Linked DNA regions of Homo sapiens: region 1 is linked to region 2. The links are chromatin contacts, found by Hi-C in ENCODE. All regions are on one chromosome and are shown on one strand. The core of a region is the stretch at or near the end of the contact, and the rest is flanking DNA. Distances in the headings are between cores, read along the strand shown.

What was found. A loop is a pair of places that touch in the nucleus more often than their neighbours do. Pooled maps may share reads with other maps.
Region 1: a loop to region 2 is called in a map of Right ventricle myocardium inferior, with 7 times the contacts of the local background. The contact joins two enhancer-like sites. A Hi-C loop is called at or near these places in 4 of 168 maps with a recorded cell type or tissue (Right ventricle myocardium inferior, heart left ventricle and heart right ventricle) and 8 of 50 pooled maps.

The regions. Positions count from the first base shown.
Region 1 is chr15:70,433,550-70,437,377 of GRCh38, forward strand. No RefSeq gene overlaps it. Among named protein-coding and RNA genes, the nearest start is that of LINC02205, 70 kb to the right of the region's middle. RefSeq lists a silencer at 1,910-2,113 and an enhancer at 2,924-2,973. Within about 2 kb of position 1,987, at least 4 of the 41 ENCODE cell types and tissues checked have a DNase peak (open chromatin) inside an H3K27ac peak, as active enhancers do.
Region 2 is chr15:70,162,553-70,166,416 of GRCh38, forward strand. No RefSeq gene overlaps it. Among named protein-coding and RNA genes, the nearest start is that of TLE3, 67 kb to the left of the region's middle. Within about 2 kb of position 2,544, at least 16 of the 41 ENCODE cell types and tissues checked have a DNase peak (open chromatin) inside an H3K27ac peak, as active enhancers do.

The sequences.
Region 1 (3,828 bases), core at 737-3,236, 270 kb after region 2:
ATTTCGGTCTTTGCTCTTGATATTTTCTATTTTTATTTTTAGTTTTGTTTTTTCCCTCCCTCTGTCTGAAGTCATTACCTCGTCTCCTATCACCCCAAACTGGAGGTCAAAGGAGACTCCTGCTAATTGGCTCTTCCGGCTTCAAATCATAACCCATTGGGCTAATTAGAAAATTGCCAGGACTCAAGGTGACATGGGATGCAGCAGGGGACGCTGGTGGACTGGGACAGCGGTGCCAGCTGCTTATTGGGCTGCCGCCCTTCTCGCGTGCCAGGCCTGTTAATCAGCAGGGGAAATCAATACATTTTAAATTTAATTCAGTCCTGTAAGGCACACCCAAGCCCCAAGATGATTTCTCCTCATTCGTGATTCCATTTCAGTTTTACATGAAAGATTTTCAACCCACGCCTACCCAGGAATCAGAGGGCAAGCTCTGTTTTTAAGGCTTAGGGATTCTTTTTATTCTTTCTAGTTCTCTCTTATCGCCCACCCACCCCTGCCGACCAGCGTCCTCCCCACGGCATCCTCCTTCGCCTTTTTGATCATAAATCAATGTCCTTTTCCTCTGCTGCCCTGGAAGATGCAAGCTTAGATGACAACTCAGCTGTTCCCCTTCCGCCCCCAGGGCCAAGGCAAAGAGAAGCCAGGAAGATGAGCCAGTGAGGGAAGGTAGAGGGTTTCCAGAGCAAAGAGGCAGCTTTAGTCAACCCGTGGAAGGGACTTGCAGACCCGGACGATCCTTAGAAGGCTGATCAGGAAGCGACATTGACCAGGGGTGCCTGGCATTCTTCCCTGCCCTGGGATCAGCGTGGCCTCAGGAGTGCACCCAACAATGCCATCAGGCTGCCAGGACCCTCTACTGCCAGCTGGGTGACCTTAGGAAAGTCAGCTGGCCTCTCTGAGCCTGCTTCCCTGGGTGGACAATGGGGAAAACCCCTCCTTCTTGGGGTTGTTTGAAGATCAAATGGAATTCTTGAGCACAATCTCTTCCATTGTAATGGCTTCCTGGCTTGCTCCTACTTCCTCCCTGCTCCATTAAAGCTTAATCTGATAAATCAATTAAGGATAAAATACTATTGGCTGACCTCTGGTTAGTTGCCAGAGTTCAAGGACAACAATTTATTCCTCTGTGCATCTTCCTACCCCCAACCACCCCCCCGCTCCACCCGCGCGCGCGCGCGCGCACACACACACACACACACACACACACACACACACACACAGTGAATTGTCTAATGGCCTCTTCTTCCAGATAGGAGACACTCTTTGTGCCTCCATAAATGTAGCCTGGCACCAGTAAGTCCTGTATAAGTACTTAGTAGATAAAGGAATGAAAGCCTGGCCAGAGGGAAAATCCAAACCTCCTGCTAGGAGGAAAGCCAAAGGTCAAAGTTGGGTAAATAGGGGAAAGGAACCAGCCCCAGTAGCCAAGGTAGGTGAAACAGAAAGAAAAATCAGTAGAGAAGAGACAGGTTGGGAAGAGGAGTACAAGGTAGGTCAGGAGAGTTGTCCAGGTCATGCAATGAACAAGGTCTTCTGGGCTTTGAAAGACACATGACTGTAGCTCTGTGGCTTAAGGCTGGACTTCATGGTTTCTAGGACCAGACTGCTCTGGAGACCATGGAAATTGCACTGCCCAGCTGCGTGCTGGGGAGTCCTGGTGAAAAGACTGTTTCATTCCACTGAGAAGCCAAGGAAGCAAAGACGCGAAAGGGAGAAATAGGGAGGTTTCTGAGCAAGAGTGGCAAGAGGAAAGTGCTATTTCAGGGAACAAATGATTAGTGATGTTACACAGAACAGGTCAGAGGAGGAAAGAATGCAATTGGGGAAACTAGTGAGGATGCGGCCCAGGGAAGACTCAATGAAGACTGAGGCCAGGGTGACGAGGGTGGGAAAGGACACAAAAGAAGTAAACAAGAAAGGAAATCAAGACACAGACTCCCTCTCTGTGCTCCTCAGCCTGCTTCTCACCTTCCCTGCACCTGTCTCAGCCAAAGCCAGCCCTCAGGGCCCTCCCAGCCCCATGCCCCCGGGGCCAGGCCCAGTTACATCAGGTAAATAAAAAGGAAGTATGTGGTTTCTTCTTTCATTTCTCTCTCCTGACTTCCTCTGACTGCCAAAATTTGTCTGTCCCATCTGCAAAAATGTGACATTTTATATTCAAAGCAGTGCATGTCTAGTTATTTACTAGATGTGCAGCTAAGACATAATTACATTTAAAGTATTTTCCCCCAGGAATAGTCTTCCTTTAAGCAACAGTGCTCATTGTTTGAAGATCCTACATTTGGCGAAAAGAGTTCATAATTGCCTTGTAAACAGGTCTTGCAGACAGACACAGCAACAGCTACTTCTAAAACCTCCTGGAAGATTCTGGGGCTGAGAAAGTTGTGTATCTGTGTGTCTGCACATGTGTGGGTCCATGTGTCTGTGCATGTCCATTTGTGTGGGTGTGTTCTAGGTATGTGTGTGTGTGAGAGAGAGAGAGCACGTGTTTATGGAACACACGTCTGTGTCTTGTGTGTTGTGGAGGGGCAGAGCATGAAGAAGGAAACTAGTGTCTATTGAGAGCCTACCATGTTGCAAGTGCTTTGGGCATGGCCTTATTTAATCTTCAAATATTCTTGTCTCAGTTTAACAGCTGAAGAAACTGAAACTTAGAGAAGTAAAAGAACTTGCCCCAAATTAATCTGCCCATAAGTTTCAGAGATAGAACTCTGCTTCTCATAGTCTGTCTAGTTTGTGCTAAAAAGACTGAAGAAATAAAAGTACCATGTTGTGTTTTCACTCAGTGGCATACTTCATATTTTCTCAGATTCATTCATATATAATCATGTATATATCATTTTCTGAGTCCCTCCTGTCCTAGGCATTGTGGTAGAAACCTTACATATGCAATCTAATGCAATGCTTACCACCTCTCTGGAAGCGGGTTTATTATTGCCATTTCAGAGATTTAAAAAAATGAGGCATCAAGGGATTAGGTAACTCCCCCTCACAGAGCTGTAATGCAAAGGCAGCTTTGTTCAACTCCAAAGCCCACGCTCTTGCCCTTACATCCCACAGACTGGCTTCATTATTACTCAGTTTTGAGTCTTGAGAATTTAGAGTCTAGGTAGGCAGGAAAAGCATACATGTGACAACCAGAGTTATCACATGGTGGTCTGTATGTGAAGGCCAGCAGCTACCTTACATCACCAAAACTCAGATTATCTCCATCTTCCTGCTCTGCTACCCTCAGTCTGTCGGCTGCCTCAGACTAGTTTTCCTCATGGTTACAAGACAGTTGCCAGAGTTCCAAGCATTGCAAACAGCCTTGACTATACCCAGTGAAAGAAGGTAGACTAGTTAATTCTTATTTCTCTGTCTTTTTTCCTCTTTTTAAATCTTCATTTATTTTATTTTATTTCTACTATATCCTTCTAACTTTTTGTCTGTGTGTATACATAGAGGAAGTTTGGGAAGATGTTTACCTGTTGAAAAGGCATCTTTGTGTACTTTGATGCATGGTTTGATTTGTTTTTGTAATGAACATACAGAATTTTTTAGAAAAAATAGTATCTTTTAAAAAATGATGTCAGTATTCAAAAGAAATGAAACTAATCTCACAGTGTCATTCACCTGCTTAAGGTGCATCATTGGCTTCCCCACCACAGACCGGATGAAGGACAAACTCTATGGCAGTTTATAAGCCCTTCTGTCATGTGGCCTCTGTGTTCCTGCCGGAGGACTTTGGTCCTCAAACATGCAGATGTTTCTGTGCTTCCCGCCTTGGTTCCGGCGCTCTCTCCTGCTGGAGAACCTCCCTCCACTGCTCCGTCAGTGGAAACC
Region 2 (3,864 bases), core at 1,294-3,793:
CACTTAGCCCCTTGGGGCATCATTGCACCTTCTGAGGTTTGGTCAACACTATGAGGGTGGGGGACTCCTGAGAACTCTCTCACGGGGTTGATGTGAACCATGGGAAGTGAGGCTACACATGGACGGCATTTAGCACAGTGGGGACATGTCATGAGGATTATCAGTGATAGGTATCATGCGATTATTGCGGGGACAATATGAGACATGAATGTGAACATCAGGGCACAGCGCCTAGCACCCGGTAGTGCTCAATTTATTAATTCTATTGAGGACCATAGCCTCAGCCACATGTGGAGCTGACAGGGGTCCTTCTCTTCCTGGAGTGGGCTTCCAGGCAGCTGCCCGGAGGACAATAGGCTGTGAGTGAACCATGCAGGTTCATTCTCAGCACCCCCACCACCCCAGTCCTGCCAGCTCTGAGGTACAGCACTCCTCTATATGCTGGATTCGGAGCACTTGATGGGAGCACTGGAAACATCTAAGGAGGAAAAGGAAAAAGTGAAGCTGGTAATCAGCTGCTGAGGATGCTGGGAAAGTCTCTCCTCAGCTCCTCTCGGGGCTCAGGTTGCTGAGGAACCAGCCCCGGAGGTCAGGCCTGGCTCAATCTCTCCTTTCATTAATGCAGTTTCCACTGGCTGTTTCCACACTGGAGTTTTCATGCCAGGTTCTCTGCTTCCTCTGGGAGATAACAGGCAGTGTGGGAGAAATGGCTGTGGCTCTGGATTCAAATCGCAGCCCTGACACCTACTAAATGTATCTTCTTGGGCAAGTCACCTAGCCTCTTGGAGCCCTGGTTTTCTCATTTGTGACAAGGCATCCCTGGTGGCATTGTTGTGTCAATTAAAGCAGAGTGTTTACATTGTACCAGGCCCACACTGAGGGTTCAGCAAGTCTTAGGTTTTGTTTCCCCTGCCTGGTTCTTAGCCTCACTGAAAAAGGAAAAAGAGAGGCTTATCCTCACAGAGATTGAAGGAGAGTGGGTGCTGGGCGACCAAGAGCTAGGGACCCAGGAGAGAGAAAAATGCACACCCAAGAGATGGCAAAGGGGCCCCTTCTGATGACGAGCTAGGGGCTCTACTATCCTACTGGGGTCTGGCCCACCCTCGTTACTATGGGTTTCTGGTTGCAGGAGACCTTAGAGGGGCTGATCCTGCCCCCATCTTCCCCACCCACACACCAAGGAAGGCTGGTTGTGGATAACTGAAATCCCAGAGTCTGCTTCTGCCATGCTCTTGAGGCTGAGGAATGGGCTCAGACAGGTGGGATCCCTGTTACTACATCAGCACTAAGACAAAGGGACAAGCTCTGGACCAAGAATTAGGAGGCTGGCTCAGGGCTAGTTATTTTTCTGGGTCTTGGATTCCCCATCTGGGAAACATGGAACCAACAGTATCTATCTGCTTGGACTACCATGCAAGTCTGCACATGATCTAACTCCAAAGGAGTTGGTCACCCAGATGTTCCTTTTGGGGCTCCTGGGGGCTTCCGGTGCGCTCTTGCACTCGCGCGCTCTCTCTCTCTGTCTCTCTCCCTGAGGTGAAGACATAAGAGGCAGCAGATGGCCAGGACCTTTGCTGTGGTCCCAGGAGCCCTCACTGGGTAAATAACACTGACTCCCAGTAAGCCTGGAAATTTCCATTCTTTAGGGAGAACATTAGTGAGCATAGTGCCAGCCACTATTTTAGTCACTTTTAACCCAGGCTGCCTGGCTCCAAAGACCACACTCTCTTGCCCACTACATGGTATTGCCTCTTGTGAAGCACACACATAATATTCAGTATGTGGCTCTGGAGTGGGACTGTGTATCAGTTAGCTATTGCTGTATAACAAGTAAGTCTAAAAACTAAGTGGTTTATTTTTCACAATTCTATAGGTTGTCTGGGCAGTGCCTCTGCTGCTTTCTGCTGGGCTCATTCGCTCAGCTGCATTCAGCAGGAGGGTGGGCTGGAAGGGCTGCTGGACTGGGGAATCCACCGTGGCTTGATGCACATGTTTGATGCTGGAGTGCCTCAGTTCTCCTCCAAGTGTCCTCTCACCCTCCAATAAGATAGACAAGCAGCCTTGGGGCAGCATCCCAAGGGCAAGAGCAGAAGCTGTCAGGCCTTTGGGGCCCAGGCTGCTGAACTTGCTGGTACCTTTCCATCACATCCTGTTAGTCATGGTGAGTCCAGATTGACTGGACGAGGGAAACAGATCCCACCTCTTGATGGAAGGAACCTCAAAGACATTGTGGACATATTTAATTTGCCACAAGATGCCTGGGTTTAACTCTCAGTTTGGACACTTGCTAGTTGTAAACTTGAGCTTTTCACTTAACCTGTCTGAACCTCAATCTCCTTCTCTGCAAAATGGGGACAATCCTAATCCCCCTTGTCAAGTTTTATGACGACTAAGTGAGAAAAGGGCATGAAGTGCTTTGCCCAGTACCTGAGACATAAGCGCCCATTGTGATTATATTAATAGACCCTGCTCTTACTCGTCCATGACCTCAGGGCAGAAAAGGACTTTGAGGAATTCAGAGAGGCCTGGTGCCCTGGCCAGCTGACAGCAGAGCCTGACAATTAGCTAGGTCTCCCGACTCCCCGTCCAGTGTTCTTTCTGCCACACAAGCTGCCACTCTTAGACTGAGCACAAAAGACAAATCTTCCAGTCTGGGGATGGCAGATCGATTTTCTCACCCTTGCTGGCTGTGATTGATTGGTGGTGCTGCCCTGAGTTCTGCAGTGAGAAAAGCTGTGAGGTCTGGCCCCAGCTCAGTGGGAAGGAGGGCCAGGATCGATCGGTGATGTTTGCCCTGGGTGCAGTCGCGGGGCGGGGGCACACACGCAGTTTGCTTGCCATTCCTGCTCTGGTCTTAGCTCTGACCTCACCCCTGTGGCTGTACTAGGTGCTGGGTGAACAACGTGCTCCAGGCCTTTCATGTCACAGAAGAGGACGCAAGGTCCGGACTGGTCAGGAGATTGGCCTCATGGTCACACAGCAGGATGTTTCCTGGTCAGTGACTTTCCCATGTTTCCATTCTTCCCAGATCCCTGGGGAGTCTGGACAAGTGTGTGTCTGGCTCCTGTGGCCTGAGTTTCCAATTCCCAACTAAGAAAGGTAGAGATTCCAGGGCTTTCTGCTCTGGCTCAGGCCTCAGGCAGGGGGTCCTTAAAGCACCAGCATGGGGAAAAAGGCTTCTCGGCTCTTTGTTTGGATTCAGACAGGGCATTTTCAAGTTTCTTGAGATCACAGTGGAGGCCAGCCAATTCTATTTTCACTCGAGGCTCAATCATCTCTTTCCCTGGTCTTCTGCACACACGGGCTGGCGTGAACTCAGATGCGGCAGGCCCACAATTAGGAGAGAGGGAGGAGTAGTTACTCAGGCGCTCAGGGCCAGCAGGTTTGGAGCACCCTTTCCGAGGCAAAGACATGACACAAATCTTCCCACTGCCCAGCCAATTCCTCCTCGTGTATCTGCCTGGGGTGACACTCAGACAAGGTCTGCACTCAGGCCCAGCCATTAAGGAATTCATTAATCAGAATCCTGTTTACAGCTCTCTGGCAAGCGATCATAATTTACTGGCTCAAGCCAGACCCTGGGCCTTCCTGCAAACTGCTGTGACATTTGGTAAAAATATCAGCTGGGGACTGGGCCAGGCCGGGAGGTGTGTATGCAATTCATGCTGACTTGTGAAACAGAGGTGCTGTGTGGGTCACAGGCACTAGGGAAGGCTGGAGGACAGGCTGTCACTGGTTCCAGGTGTCACCTTGGACAAGTCACTTCCCTGTCATCTCACATCTGTATTGCAAGAGGTTTGGAGTAAGTCAGATGGCAAGTCTGTCAGCCCACAGACTCGCCCCTTGTGCTCTGCACAGGATCCA